3 separate regions of the Mus musculus genome follow, and regions 1 and 2 are each linked to region 3. The links are chromatin contacts, found by POLR2A ChIA-PET in ENCODE. All regions are on one chromosome and are shown on one strand. The core of a region is the stretch at or near the end of the contact, and the rest is flanking DNA. Distances in the headings are between cores, read along the strand shown.

Region 1 (4,501 bases), core at 1,647-4,146, 110 kb after region 3:
CCTGGCTCACCCTTTCTTCCAGGATGTAACTAAACCAGTGCCCCACCTTCGGCTCTGATGCCCTTCCCAAAGCCCTTTTCACCCGTGGTCTGACTTGACCCTGGGCCTTTTGGACACAGGTCAGCCTTCTGATGTTTTCTGGCTGTCTTAGCATTCGCCTTTTCTCTTGCCAGCCAGTTCTGGGGATTCAGAGGTGCAGGGAAGGGTTAGGGAAAAGGGGGCAAGGTTTTGGCATTAGATGCACTTAACCCGGCTTCCACCAGCTTCTTCCCCTCTTCTCAGTCATTACTGAGAAGGATTGGTATTCAAAGCAAAACTGACAGTTTTCCCCTGTGTCAGGTTTTGCCATCCCAATCTTAAGACTGTCTCATAATTACCATGTTGAGGGAAACGCCCCCAGACTCCTGCTGCCACTGTTTTGTGAACTAATGAACATGAGCAGAAGCCTAAGTTGGGACAGCTCAGAACCAAGCAAGAGGGGGCCGTTTTAATGAATTAGATTGAAAAATAGGCCTAAGCCGTTTGTACCTTAGTTTTAGCGTTCGGCCTCACCTAGCAATCAAGGGCCCGTTTGGAGAAGCAGAAATGATTCCCTCCAGTGCCCTGTCTACCTTCCCCAGGCAAGAAGAGCCAGGAGGGCACAGGGCTTGCACGTCACTCTGGTCTGTTCATCGTGGTTCACAGGGCAAGGTGAAAGACACTTGAATTTCTCTTTTTAGCAATCTTACTGTTTTCTGGTGCTGACTGCTACACCCAGGACTTTGCCCTCACTAAGCAAATGTACCACCAATGAGCCAGGTTCCTAGCCTTCCTTTTGGAAGCTCAGTTCTTGAGTTGTCAGAGGGCCTCATTGCCGTCCTCCTCTGAGAGCAGTGATGCAGGCCAGGAGACATCATTTGAGAATGCTGATGCTTTTGTAAGGCTTTGACCTGGTTAGGTCATTGGGGGAAATTTTCTATAAAAGAGTGAACAATTATATTTATATTTCAAGTTAAAGTAGTTTGGATACTTTAGTGGTTTTGTTGTTGTTTCTTCTTTTTCCTTTTTTTTTTTTTTTTGTCAGTGTGGATGGATTTGTTGCCATGTGCACTTTGGGATTTTGTAATTGTTAAAAGAAAATATTTCTTTTATGATTTTCTTCTCCCACTCCCTGTCCTCCAGTGTTCTGTTAATATTATTTGTAATTTAGTTTGTAAATTCATTAAAAGAAAATATTCTCAGCTGTAGAGTGAATCTCTTTCATATTTATCCTTCATTTATTTTTTTACTGAAAAAATGGTGTGGGTGATATTCTGAATGTGAATAAGCAGTATGTGTCCACCTAATCTCTGTACATGCAGGCCCTCCTGCCATGCTCTTTAGTGGGGTGTTTGTAAGGATGGAGAAACTGAAGAGCTTCCTTCCAACTTTCCCCTACTCACACAGGCACACCAATACAGAACACTGTTTCAATTCCTTCTTTTAGCAGCAACTTGAGTGGGCTTCAGGGGCCTTTGTCTCAACCCTCCATTTCCCAGGAAGTGTTCACCATTTTGTGTAGAGTTTTGTTTGTTTGGTCTGGTTTTGAAATTGTGTGTGCATGTGAGCCACAAGTGCCCGCAGAGGCCAGAAGAGGGCATATCATCTCTCCTAGAGTTACAGGCAGCTGTGAGCAGTGGTACTGGGAACAGGCCTTGGGTCTTCTACCGGAAGTGTATGCTTCTCTAGCTTGCCTCTAGGCCCTAGGTTCAATCCTCAGTACCGAAAAAAAAAAAAAATCCTCAGCAAAGTTGTCTAAATGTTTTTTCACATTTACAAACAATTCAGAAAATATCAATGTGAAAATATTTAGGAGGCTAAAGTGTCTTCAGACTACCACTTTCTGTTGTCATGGCAATTCACCCCAAAACTACTGTTCTCTAGTGCGCCACTAAAAAGAATTTACAAGATAAAAGTTGTTTAATTTCCTGGTTTTGGGTCTTTACTTTTTTTTTTTTTTTTTTTTTTTTTTTTTTTTTTTGGTTTTTCGAGACAGGGTTTCTCTGTGTAGCCCTGGCTGTCTTGGAACTCACTTTGTAGACCAGACTGGCCAGACTCAGAAATCCGCCTTGCCTCTGCCTTCCCAGTGCTGGGATTAAAGGCGTGCACCACCATGCCCAGCAGGGTCTTTACTTTCTTAATTTGACACAGAAAGCAGGGCACGGGGAGAAGAGAAGGTTAATGCTGGTATCATTGTTTTTTGTTTTTGTTTTTTTGGGGGGGGGACATCGTTGTGTAGCTTGGAACTCATGGAGATCCTCCCGATTGCTAGGATTAAACATGTGGGCCACCAAGCCCAGTTTACTCCCCTCCCCATCCCCCTTATACTGAGGTCTTGTTAAACTGAGTATCCCGGGTTAGCCTCAAACTCAGAACTGCCTCCACCCCAATCCACTGTGCTGAGATTGGGAGTGCCACACCACACCCGACCAAAAGCCTTCTTCACTTCTTCACTAGCCTTGCCTGCCTGTCAAATTCGGAAATTTCCCAATACTGGTTAAAATTTCCTTTTGACCCGCCTTCTTCACTCACCTGATTAGATGTTTACGAGTCGAGAGGCGGGGGAGGGGTGTCACGGGTGTTGAGGTTCTATTGGCTGACGCACATGCCTGTCAGTGATGCACTGCCCCCTTTCCCAGGAGCTCTCTCTTTAATGGCTACTTATCCCGTCAATCTTCAAGGCTTCTCGTGTAGGTATTGGCTTGCGGCCTCGCCAATCCAGTCTCTCACTTGTGCTAGTTGGTGATAGTCCCTCAGAGCCCGCCTTTCTCCAGAAGATTGGCGGGCGGACGCTCACATAGCCCACCCACCACGGTAGGCGGGTGATCTTGCGATTGGCTGGAGCCGCCCCGGCGAGGAGGAGGAGGAGGAGGAGGCGAAGGGGGTAGGAGTTTGGTTGAGCTGCAGCTGTTTGTCTGTTCCACACAGGCTTGGGCCCGACGGGGGATACGGAGCCCCAGGTACCGAGCTGATGGAGCCCACAAGGGCAGAGGCGGAGGTCCCGAGAGGAGCGCCGCCTGGCCTGTGGCAGAGGCGGGGCGGGCCGACGTCAGGGCTCCAGAACCTCCTGGAGAGGGCCGAAGGGGCTGTCCCACAGGCCTAGTGGGCGCTGAGGAGGTGATCGGCAGGGCTGGGAGCCGAGCCTCTAGTTGGGAGGCGGCTGGGTTCTGGCTGTGGTGGCCGCTCGGGGGCCGGGCGCGGGGACCCGGAGCCGGTGAGGACCAGGGCCGGCCTCGGGACTCTGAGCACCGCGGTGAGGAGGGAGGAGCTGGGGTCGGAGACCAGGCAGTGAGGGAGGGGAAGCCAGCCCATTTGGCTGGAGGTGTGGAGGGGACAGTGCTACGCCCAGCCCCGAGGGTAGCCGAGGCTGGGTCTCCCGAGACATCCACTGTTGGGGCTCTTAGCCGAGAGAGGCATTCTTTTCAGGGAAAGTGACTGTTGAAAGGGGAACTAGGGGTACTGGTGTTGCCGAGAGGGATTTGGTCTCACTGAAGTCAATGAAGAATGTAGAAGACCAAAGTGGAAGGAAGTAGAAACGGTTTGCTATTAGTAATGGGAACTTCTGGAATGATGGTGAGGGGAGGCTCAGTATCTTGGAAGTTCCTTACTCTTCTGTTCCTTTAGTGCTTGGGTGTGGTGATTTGAAGTTTTGGGGTACTTCAGGAATAGGGAATGAAGACAAAGGTAAAATTATGTATTATTCCATGGCGCCTGGCAGCTCTACGTCCAGCCCCCCCCCCCCACACACACACACCACTTTAGTTTACCCTGACCTCATAGCTAGTCATGACTGCACTCCTGTTTCCTTTAGGTTTGCTATTGTATTCGTTGTTTTTCCTATTTCATCTACTGTGAGAGAACTAAGAAAATTTGGGAGTGCTTTGCTCAGTCTTTCCCACTTCATAATGTGATCTGTGGTGACTACGCTTATTTAACCTAGATTTGAGGAACTCTGTCATTTGCATGGAAAGGGGCAAAGCAATCCCCAGCCATTAAAAAAAAAAAAAAAAAAAAAAAAGGACCATGTTTATTGAAACTTCTGTGAGACTTGCACTTGAGCATTTCCTAGATAGTTAATGGGACAGACTATTCACGCCAGGAACTGTGAGGTGATATCCCTGAAGGGATTTGGGGAAGAATTGAGAGGTTAGCTACCAGAAGGTTGGCACCATCCTTTCTTCTTTGCCCACTTATTCAGGAACGTGTGTGTGTGTGTGTGTGTGTGTGAGATTAGTTATTTAGGTCAAACCTTGAGGTATTTAGAAAGATGGATTATAGAGAATGAAGAAGTCTTTAAATTATATTATATGTAATAACCTGCATACATATGTGAGCCACAATGTCAGAGGATAACTTGTGGCTGTTTGGTATTCAAACATGGCATGTGTGTGTGTGTGTGTATGTATGCATACATATATACACACACACACACATATAGAGGGAGGGGTTTGCTAACCTGTCAAATTTTTTATAGATTGGACCC
Region 2 (4,147 bases), core at 133-2,632, 120 kb before region 3:
CTGATACAGAGATGATAGATAGCTAGATAGCTAGCTAGCTACATACATACATACATACATACATACATACATACATAGATCAATCCTTCAGAAAGTCTATTTAATAAATAAATTTGGGATCAAGTTTCTTTTTAATTGGGAGTAGGAGACAGGGTCTTGCTATGTAGCCCAAGCTAATCTAGAACTCCCCATTCTTCCACCTCAGCCCCCTGACAGGTTTGCATCAGTATACCATACATGACAGTATTATTTACAAACTCTTCAATGCGGTTCTACTCTTTAGCCAGAGCTAAACATTAGTCTAATCACCTTAGTTTATTAACAATCAAACTAAAGCTCAGAATGGGTAAGAAAATTGACCAAAGTTTGGCCAGCATGTCTCCACATTCGTTTTTTTGTGGTCTGTGTGTTTCTGCTTTGAGACAAGGTCTCTCTACATATTGCTAGCTGCCCCAAAGTTTGTTCTGTAGACCAGGATGGCCTCAAATACACAGACATCCTCCTGCTTCTGCCTCAGGCCTGCTAGAATCAAAGTTGTGGGACACATGGTATGTCTGCACACTTGTAATGCACCCCTTAGCTCCGGTTACTTGTAGCGCTGGTGGATTCCTGGCCACCATGAAAAGCACAAGGAGCCTAGGGGACAGAGAGAGAGAGAGAGAGAGAGAGAGAGAGAGAGAAACAACAGCAATAAATTGATGGTGTTTATAATTTTTCTAGTTGGAATTAGTCCTGGAAGCATTCCTCCTTAGTCGGAGAAGCACTGTATAATTTACCTTTCACTTTGGCAGTAGCACTTACGCTTCTGCCACGACTAAAATGGGTTCGCATTCCCTGACCACAAAAGGACAGAGATAGATCTGCGCATTCACCACTCACTGCCCGCAACATTAGCAAAGCTCCCTAGAAGGCTGCTTGAGGTGCCTAAAATGCTGCTCTACAGTGATCACCCAGAGCTGAGAGAACCTCGGTGGAGAGGTGAGAAGACAAGAGGGCTGGGAAATAAGAGAAAGCATTCTCTTCTAGGGAGAGGAAGCTGGGAATCCACTGAGAATCGGCCGGCATTGCCAGGAGGTAAGGTGAGGGAAGGAGAAGAATTTCAATGAGTTCAGAGAGCTTCTGCTACCCTAGTAACAGAAGTGTAGTGGACAGCATCAGGACACCAATCCTCTCAAAACCCGACAGCCAGAGCATGTGAAAACTGACTCTTCAGCATGACTAAATGCGAAAAGTGTTCCTGACTCCAGAAACTGAGCCTCATTAGCGAACAGCTCACCCACCAAGCAACCAACCCTCCACTTCGCTCCTTTAGCTCCTCAATACCAACCACCAGATGCCAAAAGCAGAGGGAGGCTCTTGCGTCACGTGATACTGCGATCACGTGACGCCTTCCGGGTGAGCCAAGGCATAGTCCAGTTCCTGCAGCCTTAGGGAGGGGTCCGCCGTGCCCACACCCAGCCAGACTCGACCATGCTGTCCCGCCTGCTCAAAGAACACCAAGCCAAGCAGAACGAACGCAAGGAGCTGCAGGGTGAGCTCAGCGTCCGGTCGGTCGGCAGCTCCCGGCCGCGGCCTAGCTTCTTCCAGAGGCCTGGACCTCGGGTAACCTCCCAGATCAAGGAGAGGGCGCCGGCTAGCGGGCGACCCGAGTGCCGGGCAGGGAATTGGGGGCGGCACTTCTGGAAACTCCGTCCCCTTGCCAACCAGCCCTGGTCCCCTTGGCACCACTCGGGTCCCTGCGCCACCTCCCTCAATCCCGCCCAGGCGGCGCCTGAGTCCCGCCCCTGGAGCGCGAAACGCGTTGCCAATTGGCCCAGCCAGCTTCTCACCCCGGAAGTGGGAGGAATTGGGGACTGCCCAGTCTGCCACACAGCTAAGGCACAACTTTCCCCAGGCCTAGACTGGGAATCCTGGAGTTGCCAATCCATTGCCCAAAGTAGTGGAAAAAGGATGTCTAGGAAGAGTCCTGGGCGTACCTGATGGAGTGTCCATTCCCTTCTCAGGGCCCCAGTTTCTTTGCCTCCAAAATAAAGGGGTTTGTTTTGTTTATGTATGGAAGGTTCTTTTTAAGAGGTCTGGCATTAGTTGGCAGTTTCTAGAACAGTAATAAGTGCGTGAGGACCCATTAGCACCATCTTTCAAATACGAAGTCTGCTCCAACCCCTTTCCCCTTCCCCAGAGAAGAGGAGGAGAGAAGCTATCGCTGCAGCGACCTGCCTGACCGAAGCGTTGGTGGATCACCTCAACGTGGGGTATGAACCTCTTCCCTCAACTCCGGTTTCCTCCATCCACCCTGGTTACACAGCATCTGGGCCAGCTTTCAGAAGGACCCGGTGCTCCAGTAACTCCTCTGATCTGTCCCCTCCCCCTAATGTAACTTTGTGGAGACTTGAGTCAGCTTTCACTCTCTAACGCTGATGGGGGCGACAGCTGCAGTGGTTGGGAAAACAGAATTCCCCTCCCCACACTAACTTCCCTGGCACAACTTGATGCCATCTGGCCAACTCGACTAACCCTTATATGTCCAGCTGTCACTTGGGTGGGAGGGAAGGACAACCTCTTCCACCACGTACCCTCTTTCCTTCCTCACCTCCTACTCTCTGGAAAGCCTGCGAAACAAATGGCAGGAACAGGATGGCACAGCTGGTAGAAGTAAGGAAGAGCCTAAGCCAAGAGCTGTGACAAAACCAGGCTGTCTCTTCCTTTCCTTCTGGGTCTCCAGGGACCCTTCCCCCAACCTTAACCCTCAATGAGAAGACCAGTGGTATCCAAAGACTTGGAAAGATTCCCTGGCCCTGCATGACTCATAAGAGTGCAGAGATGGTGATCTGATTGTCTATGGGAAGAAAGGAGGCACATACTATGCCTTCCGCCCAGGGCGAGTGACAGGCTTGGTTGCAAATCCAGAGACTGATTCATCCAAGGGAGTCATGCAGGGTTAGGGTCATCAACCATTACTCATCTTGAGGGGAGATTAGGGGGAAGAATGGCTGTGGTTGGGGGCTCTGGTCTCCTTTGTCTCCAGACAGCTCTCTCCTCCTCTTCTCTGGTGTTCCCACACTGGCACATCCTTTGCTACATTTGTGACGCTGGCCAGACTTCTTTCTGTTTACTTGCTAGACGCCACCCCACATTCGAAGCTTAGAGGGCACCTAAGCCAAATCCTGATTAGAAAGGGTTTTGTGTTGCTCCCCACAGCTCCTATTCTCCAGAAAATAAAACAAAGGCCTAGTTTGTCTCAGCCCTTGTCAGGTGCCCTGCCCACTTTCTTGAAGCCCCCCCCCCCACCCAGCCCTTTGCCTCCTCTGCCCCCACACATTCCAGTGGGTGAGGGCACCGGATGTGGAGTCTCCTTACTGACCTAGAGCTTTGGAATAGGGAATGAAAAGGTCATCTGCTAGTAAGAGAGGGAACACTGGTTATGTAAAAGGGAAAGTGAAAAACACTGGTGGAGGATGGAGAGCTAACCTCTTAGCAGTGATAGTTACCACAGCCAGCACCTTGACTGAGCTGAGAAGTGTCAGCACTGGGCAGTGTGGGTGGGGTGGTGTTCACTCATCTGTGTGGGTGGGAGAGTTGGGTCTGAAGGTGAAAGCCTGTGATCCCAGCTCTTGGACTGTAGAGGCAAGAGGATTAGATCAAGGCCAGCTTCATCCACATAGCGAGTTTGGGGTCATCCTGGGCTACATAAGACCCTGTCTCAAAACGGGGCCTGGGAAGAACCAAGAAAATCTCTTGGGGTAGGCTCATTTGACCCAGGATTCCTGAGGAGGGGGTGTGGTCTCCCATCCCACTCCAGATCCAGGGAGGGGCCTGACTTCCTTTGCAACTTCTTGCAGAGCTCACTGGGCTTCAAATCACAGCCAGATGTGTCCCTGCTGCTGCTGAATTTTCCCACGCTCCCTTTTCCCTCCCAGCTTCTTCCTCAGGGATATCCCCCCAGGTTAACCTTCCCTGCCCCAGCTCAGATGCAGAAACTTCTTGAGAGGATAGGAAATGGTTACTAGTCAGCTCCGGACTTGGCTTTCCTGGGAACCTTGGGATTGGAGGAAGGAGCCTGCTTCATTTGGGTCATATCCAGAAAAGGCCAGAGTCCCAAGGTTTCCTCAGTCCTCCCTCCTGGCTGATCTCCCACGACTGTTATAGG
Region 3 (4,076 bases), core at 524-3,023:
AGAACCCAGCCAAGAGAACAGCCAAGCGGTCTTATCCCTCCAGCCTAACCGGTTGCCCAGTCCCACCGAAAACCTCCAGCCCAATTGTAGACATCCCAAAAAGAGGGCGAGAGCCAGGAGTAGGAAAGCACCCACTACCCTAAGAATACGGATGAGCAGCCCCACCACACAGAAGAAGCTCTGGCTTAGAAACTGGAACATCATGCGGGCCCAGCCCCCCAGTCTCCTGGCCCAGACCCCCACCCAGACTCGAAAAAGGTCCAGGTCACTGCCTTTCAGCTTCCTGCATGCGTAAATGAGATGGCCACAGGTTTCCACATACTCTCCCACCAATACCAGAAGTTCAATCAGCCACCAGAAGCCTGCTTGTCCAAGCTGACATAGTTCCTCTACTCCCCACAGTCCCAGGCCTCTGCGCTTATCTGTCTGACTTCTTTTTCGGGCCAGCCGATGACGACCTGGGGCCTTGGGTTCTCTGCGTCCACTATCCCGAACATCCTCCTTGATCAGAAAACGGTGCTTCTGCCTCCGGGACAAGGGTTTCTTTCCACTGGACACACGTGAAAAATCACTGGGAAATTTAAGAGGTTCCTCATCATCATATTCTTCTTCCAACTCTTCATCTTCCCCCAAGGCTGGAGAGGTGCAATGGTGGCAAAGGCTGCTAGAAGAGCCATCTCCTTCCTCGGAGTAAGTTCCTTCGGGGACTCCAGGGCTTCCCTGGCAGTTACAAGCAGATGGAATGGAAAGAAAAGAAGGACTCCCATCCTCCTGGTACCCAGTCTCATTCTCTCTTGAGAGTTCCTGGTCCACTCCTGACTCTTCTGAACCTGTCTCGCTCTCATCAGGGTAGCCTCCTCCTCTAGGTGGTCCTGGACCCCTTGGAGGACCATGGCTTGGATCTGACCAGTGGGCTGGATTTGGAGGCTGTGTGTACTTAGGGCCGGAGTGCTCTTTGAGGCATCGTGTACCATTAGGAGCAGTCTCTGCTGAGTCCCTGAGTCCTGAGAATGAAAGTATTTCGGGGTCCACAGAGGATCCTGATGTACTGAGGGAGGTACCACCACTGCGGTGGGCTCCACACAACCTTCTTTCTCCCGGGTGCTTCTGGGCCATGACCCCGGGCTTCCTGAGGATTTTAGGTCACTGCCATCATTGCCTGTAACAAAGATATCAAGTTGGGAATGGTCAAGGATAGAACCAAGAGTTAAACAATCTCAAAATGACATATTCAATGTACCCACTCCCCAGGCAGTGTTAGCTCAAATTCGCTATCCCTAACAATAAACGTGAGTTAGGCAGACCACAAACCTGCTTGCACCAACCCGGACCTCAGAAACCCCCTTACTCCCGAAATCTTAATTTTTTTTTCTTCTTCCTCCAAGAAGCTAACAATCTTCAATCTGAGAAATGGGGGGGAGGGGGGGTGCCGCAAAGGGTGTGGTCGGGGCGGCGGGGGGGTGGGGGGGTAACTCTTAGGAAAAAAAAAAAAGACTGCCTGAAAGAGGGAGGCCGCAATCTGTCAGAAAAGGGTGGGGACCGTGCAGGGCTAGAGGAAAAGCTGAGGGCGGAGCTTCGAGGTGCCCCTGCAAAAGATTACCCGAGAACCCACCGACGGGGTACCAGGGGCGAAGGCGACGTACCGAGCAGCAGCGGTAACTCCTCCCTCCTCAAGCAGCTGCGCCTGAGGCCAGGGGGAGCTGCCAGGGGGAGCTACAGGAGCAGCTCCCCCGGCTCCGCCTCCCGCTCACGCTCCGCTTCCGCCTTCCGTCCCCGCCACGGCCGCTTACTTCCACTTCCGGGGTCACCGGGGGGGGGGAAAAGGTCGCGAAGGGAAGAGAAAAGCGCTTAGCCGAGGCTCTCACTTGCGCGGCGGGCGCGGAGTCAATCGAGGAGGCGGTGCTAGAGCATCCGGCCCCACCCCTTAAAGGGCCCTCCGCCTCCACGCAGGTCCCGCCGTAAGCGAGCTGAAGCCTGCGAACTGTACTCCTCGTCGTCGCTGCTGAAACGGAGATGAAGGGCGGCTGCCGAAGCACACACCGTCTTTGGCGTGCAGACAGACACCCAGGGCACGCAGAGGAGCCAGCGACCCTGCTCGCCCAGACCCTTCCCTGTCGGCTGTCCAGCCAAGAGGTTGCGGAGAAGTGTGTGTCCCGGACTAGCTAGCCCCCTAAAGAGACGCGACACTTCTCCTGGACCCAACTGGCGAGCTTCCACGCCGCCGATCCGCCCCCTGTGAACGCGGCGTAAGGGCCGGGCCAGGGAATGCGGCTAGGGGTACCTGGTTCCACGGAGCTCAGAACCTAGTCCAGCGTAACAGAACCCCGCACTCATCTGCGTGCTGCTTTGCATCTCATTTACATAGTAAGCTTTGGGTCGAAGCCAGCACGCTCCCCAACCCCTACGCAGACCCTGATGGAACCTCTCGTCTGCACTCCTTTAAAGCCTTACAGTTCTGCCAGTGTCCCTGCCAGGCCCGTCTTGCTCCACAAGTTTTTTTTTCCACCCATGAACACCCCCACCCAGCACTAGTTAAAAACCCTTCTCCGGCTCCCGACCACCCGGTTCCCCAGAAGACAATACTCCAATTCTCTGGGAAGTGGAAGAAACCAAGTTGGACCAGCGGGTGCTTTGGGACCCTATTTGGGCTTTGAAAACGTTAAGTTGGTAATTAATCTCCTTAGCATTCAGAGACCTTCCGTCTTAGTCTTGATGGGCGTCACAAAACTCTTCATTGCTATGGTTAGGGGGCGTCCCTCCTCCTAGATTAGAGAAGTGGGTAGCCTGGGTTCCCCCACAGACAGAGGTAAAGATTGAGGGGGCCCGCCCCGTGATGTCATCCTCCCCCCCCCCCACCCCATACACACTCCCTGTCTCCTTCCCCCACACACACCCCCGCCCCCAAGCTAATTGCATTTAGCTCCCTGGGTTTGGGCTCCGACTTGCCTGAGTTTAGGGAGCAACAGAGCACAGTAGCCCAAGGGGGTGCCTGCGGCCAACAGCCACCCGTGTGCCTAGGACCTCTGGGCTGGAATGAAGCTGGAGGTCTAGGAAAGCAATTCCACCCCTTTGCTCTCCTCAGCCCTGCAGGGTGGTGAGTAGTTAACACCCTTCCTGGTCTCTCCTTGTTTTGCGTCCCAAACTCTTAAGCGATTGAGAAGAGCCCCGGGAGGTCTCCAGTCCTTCAGCCTCAGTACCCTAAAGACGGCAGAAGGAAAGTGCATCCGCACCACCCTACTCCCGCAATGCCAACCTCTCATCGTCAGTGATCCTTCAGGATCAGCATCAAATCCCATTGGCAGCCCAGGCGTGCCTGGATGAGAGGGTGGGTGGAACAATTCCCGTGTGAGTCTGAGGCTAGTAGCAAGTGGATACCAAGATGTGAGGAGATTATCTGTGGGCAAGGCGCCTGCTTACTCCATGTAGGGCGATGGGATTTGGACTGGCTGTATTCGGCTTTCCCCAACCACTCCATCTCGGCATGAAGCCAAGACTTCAAAATCCGGACAGAGGCTGACTGGGTGACTCTTTAAGTCCTTATTTGAAACTTTTAAATGTCTGTTCCCTTTCTTCCTTGGGGGTTGCATTTAGCTTACAGGTTTTGGGCTCCGACTTTCAGGAGTTTAGAGAGCAACTCCAGGCCTGGGGAGCCGATGGCCACCCCCGTGCCTAGGACCTCTGGGAGCTGGATGAAGCTGGAGGTCTAAGGAAGCAATCCCACCCCTTTGCTCTCCTCAGCCCTTCAGGGTGGTAAGCAGTTGTTCTGAGACCCTAAGGTGACTCATCCTCTCCTCTTCCTTCCTCTCCCACGTTATTAACCCTACTCGGTCTGGTTCAACCGGGCTTAGTATTGAATTCCAACTGCAGATGAGAGGAATTGCTTTTTAGTTGGAACAAGTCATTTTTTCAAAAGAAATGGAAGTACAGAATCCCCAAGATTTGTGGTTTCTGCTTTCTATTCTCTTCCAGGTTTACCAGCCCCTGCCAGTTAGCTATGGATGGATGAAAGGAGATTTCTCTAACCTTCCATTCTGTGACCACCTTCTCTTCTACCATGGAAAAAGCCTCATTGCCTC

Evidence for each region. ChIA-PET counts read pairs that join two places held with the same protein, here RNA polymerase II (POLR2A).
Region 1: POLR2A ChIA-PET joins it to region 3 with 14 read pairs in Patski. The contact joins the promoter of Rab5b here to the promoter of Dnajc14 in region 3. POLR2A ChIA-PET finds 5 or more read pairs at or near these places in 3 of 5 experiments (Patski and embryonic stem cell).
Region 2: POLR2A ChIA-PET joins it to region 3 with 15 read pairs in Patski. The contact joins the promoter of Bloc1s1 here to the promoter of Dnajc14 in region 3. POLR2A ChIA-PET finds 5 or more read pairs at or near these places in 4 of 5 experiments (Patski and embryonic stem cell).

What each region holds. Positions count from the first base shown.
Region 1 is chr10:128,694,663-128,699,163 of GRCm38, reverse strand. It overlaps Rab5b (RAB5B, member RAS oncogene family), which reads left to right and starts at 2,896. Exons shown (of 6, transcript NM_177411.4): 1 at 2,896-2,978. It overlaps Cdk2 (cyclin-dependent kinase 2), which reads left to right. Exons shown (of 8, transcript NM_183417.3): 8 at 1-1,225. The coding sequence ends at 58. It also overlaps a transcript of Pmel not described here.
Region 2 is chr10:128,920,759-128,924,905 of GRCm38, reverse strand. It overlaps Bloc1s1 (biogenesis of lysosomal organelles complex-1, subunit 1), which reads left to right and starts at 1,382. Exons shown (of 4, transcript NM_015740.3): 1 at 1,382-1,531; 2 at 2,180-2,252. The coding sequence starts at 1,471.
Region 3 is chr10:128,803,251-128,807,326 of GRCm38, reverse strand. It overlaps Dnajc14 (DnaJ heat shock protein family (Hsp40) member C14), which reads right to left and starts at 1,773. Exons shown (of 7, transcript NM_001359825.1): 1 at 1,644-1,773; 2 at 1-1,159. The coding sequence starts at 1,116. It overlaps Tmem198b (transmembrane protein 198b), which reads left to right and starts at 2,880. Exons shown (of 5, transcript NM_178066.3): 1 at 2,880-3,094; 2 at 3,970-4,076. The coding sequence starts at 4,055.